3 separate regions of the Homo sapiens genome follow, and all the other regions are linked to region 3. Evidence: read pairs that join two places in POLR2A ChIA-PET (ENCODE). Cell type or tissue: GM12878. All regions are shown on one strand.

Region 1 (4,000 bases), 75 kb after region 3:
TTAACTTCCCAGGCTCAAGCGATCCTCCCACCTCAACCTCCTGAGTAGCTGCAATCACAGGCAAACACCACCATGCCTGGCTAATTTATTTATTTATTTTTTATTTTTTGTAGAGGCAGAATCTTACTATGTTGCCCAAGCTGGTCTCCAACTCCTGGGCTCAAGCGGTCCTCCCATCTCAGCCTCCCAAAGTGTTGGGATTACAGGTGTGAGCCATTGAGCCTGGCCAACTATCTTTTTTAAAATTAGGGCTTGGGTTTTGTTGGTTCAGCTGTTAGCTTGCAAGAAATGCAGAAAAGTTATGTCAGTGTCTGACAAATGTTAGCAATTTTGTAAGTTTGCTAACACTTTGGTTATCTAACTTTATTCCTATAGTTGTAAAAAAGCACTATGATTAAAAACTCCTTTATTGGCAGTATTCTAAAACCTCATGTTAGGTTGACAGTCTTCTTCCCTTTCCCCAAATTTTAATACCCACCCCAGGTTTCTAAAGCAAAAAATTGAAGAGCATTTTCCTCCTGTGTTTATAATCCCAACTAAAACACTATGTAATACATGTTGGAAATATTACTGTGCTTTGTATATGTATTAATTTTTTTTGCCCTAAATTGGCCTCTAGGAATGTGAAAGTAGATGTACCCACCTGATAAGAAAAAGTGAGCTAAGTAACTAACTTGATAACTAGGCATTCAACAAGTCTTTTTCTCTATTTCATAGAATCAGTGTCACCTTAAATTATAATAGGTTTGCACAGAATTCGTGAATTCTTGAGATAGAGTCTTGCTCTGTTGCCCAGGCTGGAGTGCAGTGGCGTGATCTCGTTCACTGCAACCTCTGCCTCCCAGGTTCAGGCAATTCTCCTGCCTCAGCCACCTGAGTAGCTGGGATTACAGGTGTGTTCCACCACGCCCAGCTAATTTTTGTATTTTTAGTAGAGAGGGGTTTCGCCATGTTGGTCATTCTGGTCTTGAACTCCTGGCCTCAAGTGGTGCACCCACCTTGGCCTCCCAAAGTGATAGGATTACAGGCATCACTGTATCTGGCTGAAATTAGTGTATTCTTTAAAGTTCATATTTTTCATTAATTCACAGAAGAATTGTAAAAAAGGTAACACGCAGTTGACATTCCATTTTTCCAGAAAGACAGATAATTACATACTGTAGAGGATGACTCAAAAGTCTGTTTCAAGCCACTGACTTCCTAAACTAATGAAGGCCTATTCAAAGTCACTTAATTCAGCTGTTTTTTTTTTTTTTTTGATAAATACAAAGATACATGTAAAGTTTTACTTACCTGATTTTAAAAACAGGCTACCAAAATTTATCCAAATATATTAAAAAATGAGACTGTTTTAAAAACCTTTCGTTTCCATATTGTGACTCCACTAAGCGGGTAAAAAGTTCAGGACAGAGATGGAAAGGAAAGAAGGAAACAGGAAGAAGTGAAACTAGGAAGGTGGTGCCAGTGGCACATGGATGAAGAAAGAGAGATCATCAGCCATGGAGAATTTTGTAATGTAAGTAGAGAGAGAGATTGGGTAGGAAGACAGGCTTCACAGTTTGTAAAGTGTAAGGGAACTACCCATCGTACCCTGTCATTGACTAGGGCTGTGAGTTATGTAGTTCTGTCTCCTCTTGCAAAAGACTTACCACTTCTGGCAAGTGATTAACCACTTCTGGCAACTCTTCATTTCTTCTTATCCTTGAATATTCATCTACATCACTCTAAACAGCACAGCCCCAGAAGCATGGAAAGGGGAGTTATTAGTATGGAAAGGGGAGTTACTCTTCTGGTGTAGTGGTCCGATTGAGTCCATGGCTTCCCAGCCTTACCAGAGGTGATAAAAATGTCAATTCCTTTGGGGCCAATCTTGCTCCTCCAGTGTGTTTTAGCCCTAATGAGGTCATGGTTATTTCTAGACTTCTGAGACTTACTGTGGCTTTGAATTGACACAAACACTAATTTTCTGTCAAAGGCTAGAGTGATGGATGTTATATGCCTGAATTTTCTTTGAACATTTTATTTTAAAAGAGATACTTTGGGCTTTTCATGAAACTAAAATTCTGGAACCCTAGAGCAGTCTATTATATCTGTCACCACAAGGACTTTCCTTAAAAAGCTCCCTCCATAAGCACTTGGATGTGTAAACAAGATCCTTTCACAGATCTTTTTCTCTTCCTCTCCATATCCCAACTTGTCTTGGAGACTACTTTTTGAATTATAAATCCCTTTCTGCATTTCTATTATTAATTTTTATTTGTAAAATTGCTAAAATAGCTAAATTTGGCCATTTAACCTGCATTTAAAATCTAGGAATGTGGGGTGATCATCTTTGTACATAAATTACCTAATGACCCTGTCCATGCTGTGCTACGTGTTTAGGTGGAATAACACTCCCATGGATGAAGCACTGCACTTTGGACACCATGATGTATTTAAAATTCTCCAAGAATACCAAGTCCAGTACACACCTCAAGGAGATTCTGACAACGGGAAGGAAAATCAAACCGTCCATAAGAATCTTGATGGATTGTTGTAATGGTCTCAAATCCCAAGATTTAAATCACTTACCTATTTAATTGTGGAAAATGATTATGAAGAACATGTGTATTTCTATCTGGTAGTGATGTATATTTTACATTTGTCATTTCAGTGTTACTGGAGTTTTCTTCATTGTGCACACAGGACAAATCTGATCTCTTTGGGAAAAAATAGAAATAAAACAATCTCCCTCCATAATGTGAGCAATATTACCTCGTGCATTGTATAATTTGATGTAAAAGAAATAGTTACCAATGCTAGCTTGTGTGGTCTTCCATGATTTATTTGTGTTTTGTGAATTTTCAATTTATGGTGATGATCTGCTGATATGCATTTATAAAGTAAGCTCTGTTGTACAGTCTGTCCAAATGGGTCAAGGTTGCCTTTAGAAGCAAATAGTGTGATTTTCAAGACTTCAAATACAAATTTAGTTTAAGTGTTTGAACAACTATATGCACTTACGGTTGTGTGTTTAAAATGTCTCTCTCACCCCCTAGCTTCATGATGTGACTCTTAAAAAACTATAATAGTTAACAACTGTTAGTAAGATAGACCAATTCTGATTAGACTTTATCAGGGAATCTGTTTAAGATATGTTTGGTGACCAAAACGTATGTGTGAATGTAGTTATAATGCTTTTGAAAAATTTTCCTTTTTCTATATCCCCTTAGTCCAGCCTCTCTTCTCAGACATTTAGCTATCTGCCTCTTTCCTTTAGCTGGGAAAGTGAGAGCTGGCATACTATGCAGTTTTTATGTTTTCCATAGTAAGTCAGAAAATGCCTCCTATTTCTGGCATCAGAACTTTGCCATTTGTCTACAGAAGACGAACCAGAGACAAAATTACTAAGTATAAATTAGTCAAGTTTATCAGTCTAAAAAACGAAGGGATGTGCAACTGCAGCTCTTTAAGAAGTTTTTTTTTTTTAGCTTCTAGGGTAAAGATAAATTCAGAAATGCTCTAAGCTACCAAAGTTATTCTGAAAGTATGGGAACTGCTACAACTAACAAACATTTGTTTCCAAGCCTGTCATTAAGAGTCTGCATCAAGAGATTTGTCCTCCTTGGGGGACCACTGGATCATTCCAGATTTCTTGTGATTTTTCTATTGTGTAATTCTTGGTGGGCTCTGTAGTTTAATAATAAGAAAAAGGCCATTTCATTTTAAATTGTGACCTATAATTCTTTGTCTTGGGTTGGTAATTCAGGATTCATTTGGAAAGTGGGTAAAAGGGGCTTCAAAAAACGGATAGAACAGGATTTTCTAGGAGTTACACATACATTTTATCCTGTCATACCTCGAGATAAAGTGGCATGTTAGTGAGGAGTTCTGATATTAAGCACACACACACATGCACACAAATGGACTTCTCTGAAGCTGTGTTTAGTGAAATGAGCTCAAGTACATGAATGTTAGTTGTTATCACATACAGCAAATTCCTTTTTTTTTCTTTTTCTAT
Region 2 (4,000 bases), 200 kb after region 3:
TTTTAGTTTTTCTATAAATTAAACATTAAAATAAAAAGCATACTGACGTAGGGCCAGAATCTAGGCCTTTGTGTTAGAATCACAGGATTTTCTTGGAGCACTGATCTACTCTTTAATAAAAAATTATAAAAATATAAAAAGTTTATGAAAATCTTACCTTATGGCTCAACTGATTAAGGTTTATTTATTCATAAGGTTTTATTAAAAATAGCTTTAGCATTAATAATATACTATACAAAGGTAAAAAAAGTAGTTTTTCTCTCGAACAAGATTTTTGTGTAATATTAGAAAATAGTAAAATATTTTTATCTTTTGAGTAAACTACCAAAAAAAAAAAATGGGAGAGAGAAAGATTTTGTTGGCCTCATGCTATCTTTATTAGATTTTATTGTTTGGGAAAGTAAGTCTCCTCTCTGCCAAAGAGTAAATGTTTCTGCTCTTTTGAAATCTTTGAATTATCATTTTGGCTAAATAAATTACTTATTTTATAGTGACTTGTGGTCCTATTTGTGATATGAAGTATTTAAAACCTTTCATATTTGACAATTCAAAATCAAATTCTAAATTCAGTCTTTTGTCCTAAAACTAACTTTTCAGAAGTCCAAGAGAGACATATTGATCTTACTTGATATGTTAAAGTCATATAGGAAACACTCCCAAATATAAAATGGTGTTTAACTTTCTTTGGGTTAAATATTTATATTTATATTATATTTATATTAATGTGTTATTAGTATGTATTCCAAATTGTATGAGATTCTTATGATTCTGATATGTCTATGTTATCAGTAGTAATTATAATTATTATGTAAAATTGTTGAAAGCCACAGAAATAACCAAATTTCCTTGGCAATTGTGTCTTTAACTGTGGATGTTCTAAAACTTTTGTCATCCACAAACAATTGTTTTATGTTGATCCTTTCAAAATTGGTTCAAAGTCATCTCAGGATTCTGACAGGTGCTCTTGAATGCAGGTTTCTGATAACTTTGGAGACAGTGCCAATGGAATAGAGAGAAAACTTCCAGGACTCTCAGGGAGAGCTGATGTGTTCATGAGAATTGCTGACCCAATATCAAGTAGAACAGAAGTTAATTGCATGGACTGAACTAATAGAAAATTTAAATAATTTTATTACTTTTTTTGTTTCAAACTTTACTGATTCTTTTTTTGTTTTTCAAAGTCAAGAAAACCTTTTTTTCATTTGAACTATTTACAGCTTTTAACAACTGAGTAAAATATATTCTTGTGAGCAAAATTTGAAACATATTTCTTTCTCCAGAATTTGGAAACTATTTGTGAGTATTCTTAATTTATGGCAATAGTTATTTTCATAAGTTCAATAATAATAATCTCTTTTCTTCTGTAAGAGGACACACTGAAGACACTGGCTATTTTACCAAGTCTTTGGTTGCAACGATATTTTCAGATATGAACAGATGGCTTTGAGGAATTGGGATTGATGTACAGAGCCCATAAAAGCCCTTTGGAAAAACTGGCCTTCTATCTTGTCCTTCACAGGGTTCTTGACCTGTGATAAGTAAAGATTGTCACTTTCTGACAGGCCCGGGAACCTCATAGGACCTCAAGAAGAGAGGAATTCACCCAATTCATACAACTATCTGCAAGCATAGATAAATCCTTGGCTGGGCTTGAGGCTTTTAAAAGGTCTAATTTGAGAGTCCTTATTTTTAAATAAAAGTTCCAGCAAAGCTAATTTTAAAAAGAGCCTGTATAGCAAATAATTACTTTCAATGCATTTTATACAAATAATCAGACCAAGTATAATTAAACTAAAACTTACTGTGCAAATAAATTACTCCTGCTATGATGTTGTCTTTAGTAAAATTGGGGGATTGGAAAGAGAAAAATTATGTTCCAAAAGAAACTGTAGTATACTTGTTATCAGATTCTAGCCTTGTCTATTCTTTTTCAGTTTTTAGTATTTGCTACAATTTAGATTGAGTTCTGAATTTTTCTCCTGGCTATATATCTCCAAACTAATATTTTCAATTTTTTTCTCCCATGTTTCTGACTTGAAATTGCTAGAAATTAGAACTGCTTTTCTTAAAGCTTCTCAAACTGAAGCTAGGCAATTTAAACCTCAGGAGAAAATAACAGCAACTGTTATTTTAACAACCTTTGTATCTGCCTGCTCATGTTTGGACTTCTCAGAAAGTTCACTTGAACATCTGGTTTGAACTACAATCCAGAAGAATCTGGATTGCAGTGGCAATCTGAAGTGCCTCAGAGGCTCTAGAAAACTAGTATAGAGACTGATTGCTCTTGACATTCACCTTTGTTTTTCTTATGTTTCTATAGAAATGCCTCTTATTAGAGATCTGATTGTCTACCTAATATAGAAGCCTAACCCATCTGCAATGTCGCCTCCTGGAATGTGACACAACTGTTTAACTGAATTGATCTATTCTCAGGACTAATATAGTGATGAAAGAAGATATGAAACAATATATTTAAATTTGCTCTTTTCTATTTATCCCAATTTTTCTTTCACTCCATTGTCTGTCTCCATTTAACAACCTCTAAACCTAAATCTCTCCAAAGCTATCAGCTTGCCTTTTAATGCGTGAAACCTGTTTTAAGTTTCAAAGTGGGGACTAAAGGAAATTAAAATATTTTACTCCCAAATATATTTCTTTGATGTGTTTTAAAATGGTTGCAGCTTGGCCAGCTAACAGAAGTGGCCTTGCAAAGCTCTTTTGTGGGAAAAATTTGCATCTGTAGAGAATCTCCATTAATGCAACCACGCTCCCTCCCCTTTCCATCCCACTACCCCATCCAGGACAGAGTAAGAGTCTGAGGCCTTTAAAAATCTGAAATGAAACATTTACCATCTACTCTGAGGGAGGCTTCATTTACATAACAAGGCCACCTTTGCTGGTCTTGTTATGACCAGCTTCTTATTATTTCCTTCTCTTTATTCTGAGTATGTAATTTTTCTTAATGGCTTCTACCTAATCTTTCCTCACCAGAATCAAAAGGTTATGTCTACGGTGAAAAAAACAAACCCACTAAATTGAAGAAGAGCTGAACTAGTTGTCTTAAAGCTGATTAAAATAGAATGGCTAGTCTAATAGGTTTTAAAAAGCAATTGACTTTCATGATAAAAACTCTGAGTATACTAGGAATAGTGAAATTTCTCAACTTGATAAAAAAAAAATGTACCAAAAAATCTACAGGTAATATACTTAATGGTCAGAAACTAGGTGCTTTTCTGCTAAGACAAAGAACAAGGCAAGGTAGGCTGAACTCACCACTCCTATTCAGCATCATATTGCAAGTAGTAGCTTAATACAATAAGGTAAGAAAAGGAAATAAATTCTATACAAATAGGGAAGGATGTAATAAAATTTTCTTTGTTCACAGGTGAATTGTCCACATGTGTCCATAGACACAGTGACTGTCTATATAGAAAATCCCAAAGAACAACAACAAAAAAAGCCTCCTGGAACTAATAAGCCATTAGAGTAAGGTTATAGACTGTAACATTAAGACACAAAAGTCAATTGCTTTCCTATTGAACAGGAACAAATCATTGGAATTTGAAATTGAAAGCACAATGCTACTCATATTAGCACAAAAAATGAAATACTTAGGTATAAATCTAACAATGTGTGGATAAGATATGTAAGGAAAATGATAAGACTAATGAAAGAAATCAAAGAAGAACTAAATAAATGAAAAGATATTTCATATTCACTTTAGGCAGAAATAAGCAGAATAAAGACTGTATTGTCAAGATGTCAGTTATTCCCCACTTATCTATAGATTCAATGGAATTATCTACAGATTCCAATCAAAATACTAGCAAGTTATTTTCTGGATAATGACTAATTTTAAAGTTTATATGGAGAGGCTAAAGAGCCAGATAGCAATGACATTGAAAGAGAAAACCAAAGTTGAAGTGACTCCACTCAACTTTGGGACTTAGTATAAACCTATAGTAATCAAGACAGTGTGGTACAGGTAAAAGAATGGACA
Region 3 (4,000 bases):
CAGGCGTGAGCCACCGCACCTGGTCTGAACATTGAATTTCAAAGTAAGATGAAATGCTTATGAATTTCAGCGAACATTGAATTGGGTAGATTGAACAATACTAGTAAGGAAGTTGAGTTAGTATTTGGCAGATATAAATATTAAGTTTTAGAACTGAATGACAAAACCTCTGTTAAAATGGGGGCACATGTTTTTATGATCCTTCAGTATTGCATTTGGTTTTAATTTTAAAAGCTAACATATTTACAATTCACTTAAGCTAAAATCAAGGTGGAAAGTATGTTTAATTTTTTCCTTTGGGCTTCTCAGGCAGCCCCTTAGTTATTTTTGATTTCTTCATTATTAAAAATTTTTTTCTAGGTGATGATTATCAGTGAGTTTTAGTTTTTTTTTTTAAATTTTATTTTTATTTATTTATTTATTTTTGAGGTGGAGTCTCACTCTGTCACCCAGGTTGGAGTGCAGTGGTGTGATCTCAGCTCAATGCAACCTCTGCCTCCTGGGTTCAAGTCGTTCTCCTGCCTCAGCCCCCCATGTAGCTGGGACTTACAGGCACGTGCCACCACACCTGGCTAATTTTTGTATTTTTAGTAAGATGGGAATTTACCATGTCAGCCAGGATGGTCTCGACCTCCTGACCTTGTGATACGCCTGCTTCGGCCTCCCAAATTGCTGGGATTACAGGCGTGAGCCACTGCACCCAGCCCAGTTTTGTTTTTTTAAAAGCAAGTGAAAAAGGTACCAATAACTATATGTCATAACATTTTTGTGACCTAATATTTATATTGAAATGTGCATCAGTCATTGATAACTTTGTCCATGATCTGTAATTAACAAACTCATGCTGTTAATTTATAGTTTTATTAATATTTGGATGAAATTCACTGAAAGAACAAGAATTAGATTCTGAGGGGTTTAGTCTCCTGGACTTTTAGCTGCATATTTCCAGACCTTACTCTTTTATAGAGAAGTCTACCTACCTCAAAGTCAGCTAATCCATGAAATGACTACCAAATAGAATTCAGCCTTTTTTATGAGGCAATATGTAGGCCAGCTAAAAGGGAGGGGGGGCACTATTTTAGTCCAAAGATAAATGTCACTTTGAAAGAAATTTGCTGAAGATATTTGTGGGTTTCTTTGAGTTTTAAAAAGTTATTTAAAAGAAATCAGGCTGGGCGTGGTGGCTCATGCCCGTAATCCCAGCACTTTGGGAGGCCAAAGCAGGTGGATCAGTTGAGGTCAGGAGCTTGAGACCAGCCTGGCCAACATGGTGAAACACTGTCTCTACTAAAAATACAAAAATTAGCCAGGAGTGGTGGCGGGCACCTGTAATCCCAGCTACTCGGGAGGCTGAGGCAGGAGAATCGCTTGAACCCAGGAGGTGGAGGTTGCAGTGAGCCGAGATCATGCCGCTGCACTCCAGCCTGGGTGACAGAGCGAGACTCTTGTCTCAAAAAAAAAAAAAAAAAGAAAGTAATAGTAAAAGGCTGTACTACTTCCTTCTTGTGATATTTGAAATGAAGAAAAATTATGACCATATAAGCTGAAAGCCTAATTATAGAATTTGTGTGAGGGAGCTCAATCATGTTAAATCCTATATAAATTAAGGTTATATTTTATAGTTGCCTGTCTGTGCCTTTTCACCTTTAAGTCATTTGCTAGTAAGAGAAATGCTTAAGAAAGGTGAGTAAACAGATGTATTTATAAAAATAGTTATTAATTACTGATATCTCTCAGTGAGGTACATAGCTTTCACATAGAGATACTGTTAGTACAGTTTTACCCTGAAATCTACTCAGGTGCAAAATTGCTTTGGTTATGAAACACATTACTTGTGAGTCATCACTGCACTTAGTGATTTTCTGACCCCCTACAACGTAGTAGAAGCAAAATGTTAATGTACCTTGACTTCCATTTGGGAGTGTCCTCTGCTTGATATGTTAAATTCATTATAAAGAAATGTTTATAGTAAAAGCATTACTTTCGAAACATAGAACTGTAGATGTTGCATAATGAATAAAACTGATAGCTTTCAGGATTAAGAAATATATTTTTGCCTATTTATTTCTGGTACAGGCTTCTAAAAAAGATTTTTAAAATTGTCTTCTTGATGAGGATATTTTGAGTGACATAGACCCGTCCTTCAATTCTTGATGGTAAACTTTCTGAAGAGCAATTTTTAAGCTCTATGAGGAACTTACAAAGTATTCATACCTTTTTAGGAATCTAAGTTCACAAAATAAACTGAAGTGTTAGAAAGATTTATTTCCTATTATTTTTGGTACAGTGTTATGCATACTAGAGAAAAATGGAGAAAAACGCATGTTCAACATTAGTGGGATAGTTAAGTAAATTGTGGTACATTCATATGAGGGTCTCTTATTTAGTCATTTAAAATGTTTGCAGGTACTTTTTAGGATATAAGGTAATGTTATAACGGCCAAAAGTTAGAATACAGAATTTTCTATGCAGTATGATCTCAAGCTATTTAAAAAGCTCAGAAAAAGTAATAGAAGGAAATAAGCCAAAATGACATTAGCAGTTGTGGTTTATGAGAACGAGCATTGTTTTTCCTGCCTCCTTTTGTTACTTTTAAGATTTCCCCCCCATTATAAGTGGGAAACGTCTAAAACAGTAAAAAACATTCCATAGTTTTGAAAATCAAAGGAACCACATCTGTTAAGTTTTGAACTTGTAAATCTCTACTGTCTACTCTTCTAATATCCTGATTCTGGTTGTATAAGAACAGTAAGCACCATTACATTGAAAGAAAAGTATGAAAATAGGTTATGTATGAATTTGCACAGCTCCTGTTTATCAGCATTGTCTAATCATATTCACTGGTACCCTTAAACATCAAACTTTAAAAATTTAAAACTATGCTTGATATATCTCCCTAGTAAATGTTACATATTTCTCTGCCATATTAAAACATTGTAATCAATAGAGTTTAACATTTCTTGTTCAACTTATGTGTATTTTAAGGATGCATTATTATACTGCACTGTAATACAGTGATGCTGTAAGACAAGTGCTGGCACACTTTCCCTGAAAGGCCAAATAGTAAATATTTTCAGCTTTTGGGGTTCTCTAGTCACTACTACAACTTCTCAGTTCAGTGGTGGTAGCAAAATAGCTGCAAACAATAGGTAAATAGATGTGGCAGTCTTCCAATAAAACTTTATTTACAAAAAGAGGAGGTCCCTGCTGTAGTTTGCGTAGCCCTACACTAAAATATATTTATTGGTAAGTTCTCTCATGCCTTGATTGGTTCTGCTTTAACCAGTACTCTTAAGGGTGGGTTTGTTCTTTTGTGGATTTTTGTATCTTGTATCAGTTGACTGTTCTTCATGTCTCTACTTTAGCTATCCTCCTTCACTCTTACCTTCTGTATCCAGTTCTGCTTAGCTTTTTCAAAAAATTGTGGTTAAATATACATAACATAAAAATTACCACTTTAACCATTTTTAAGTTCCCTAGTTCAGTGGCATTAAATACTTCTGTTAGTTTTAGAACCCAGATGAATATGCTAATGTGTAAAATAAAAGTATGTAAGTTGTGAGTGAATAAAGTTTATGATCTCACTTTAGTGTAGTGATTTGGAGGACATCTATTTTTAGCAACTCAAAAACTGAGAATTAAGCTTGGAAGTAACTTTAAAGAACATTTAATTCCAGCTCATTTTACGTATTATATAAGCTGCCCGCAGATATTAAATGACCTAAACAAGTTCAGACAGTATTAGGACTTGTTTTGATTTTTTATTTTTCATCTATTAGCAGCAAACTAATTCAATTTATAGAGTTAATTTTTTTAGATTGAGGATTATAAGAGATCTTACAAACCCTTCTCCCCAGCTGCTGCTTTCTTCTCTTCTGTTACATACTCCCTATAGGTTGTTGTTATTCATCTCTACCTGAATACTGCCTTCACAAGGGAGTTCACTCCCTTAGAAGGCAGCCCATTCCGTTTTCATAGCTGTTTCATTTTTCCTTATGTG

What was found. Peaks named below come from ENCODE experiments on the same cell type or tissue, not always from the same donor. Only the 100,000 strongest peaks of a DNase experiment are listed, where the experiment ranks them.
Region 1: POLR2A ChIA-PET joins it to region 3 with 6 read pairs; 9 of 35 experiments call an interaction of 5 or more read pairs at or near these places.
Region 2: POLR2A ChIA-PET joins it to region 3 with 6 read pairs; 2 of 35 experiments call an interaction of 5 or more read pairs at or near these places.

What each region holds. Positions count from the first base shown.
Region 1 is chr2:190,960,448-190,964,447 of GRCh38, forward strand. It overlaps GLS (glutaminase), which reads left to right. Exons shown (of 18, transcript NM_014905.5): 18 at 2,383-4,000. The coding sequence ends at 2,539. Among named protein-coding and RNA genes, the nearest start is that of STAT1, 52 kb to the right of the region's middle. In GM12878, no CTCF peak of the experiment used is centred here; a DNase peak (open chromatin) is centred at 1,878.
Region 2 is chr2:191,084,729-191,088,728 of GRCh38, forward strand. All of the region lies in intron 3 of STAT4 (signal transducer and activator of transcription 4), which reads right to left. Among named protein-coding and RNA genes, the nearest start is that of STAT4, 64 kb to the right of the region's middle. In GM12878, no CTCF peak of the experiment used is centred here; no DNase peak of the experiment used is centred here.
Region 3 is chr2:190,885,465-190,889,464 of GRCh38, forward strand. The region is part of intron 1 of GLS (glutaminase); the gene reads left to right. Among named protein-coding and RNA genes, the nearest start is that of GLS, 6.6 kb to the left of the region's middle. In GM12878, no CTCF peak of the experiment used is centred here; a DNase peak (open chromatin) is centred at 1,817; H3K4me3 peaks cover 3,225 bases; H3K27ac peaks cover 2,878 bases.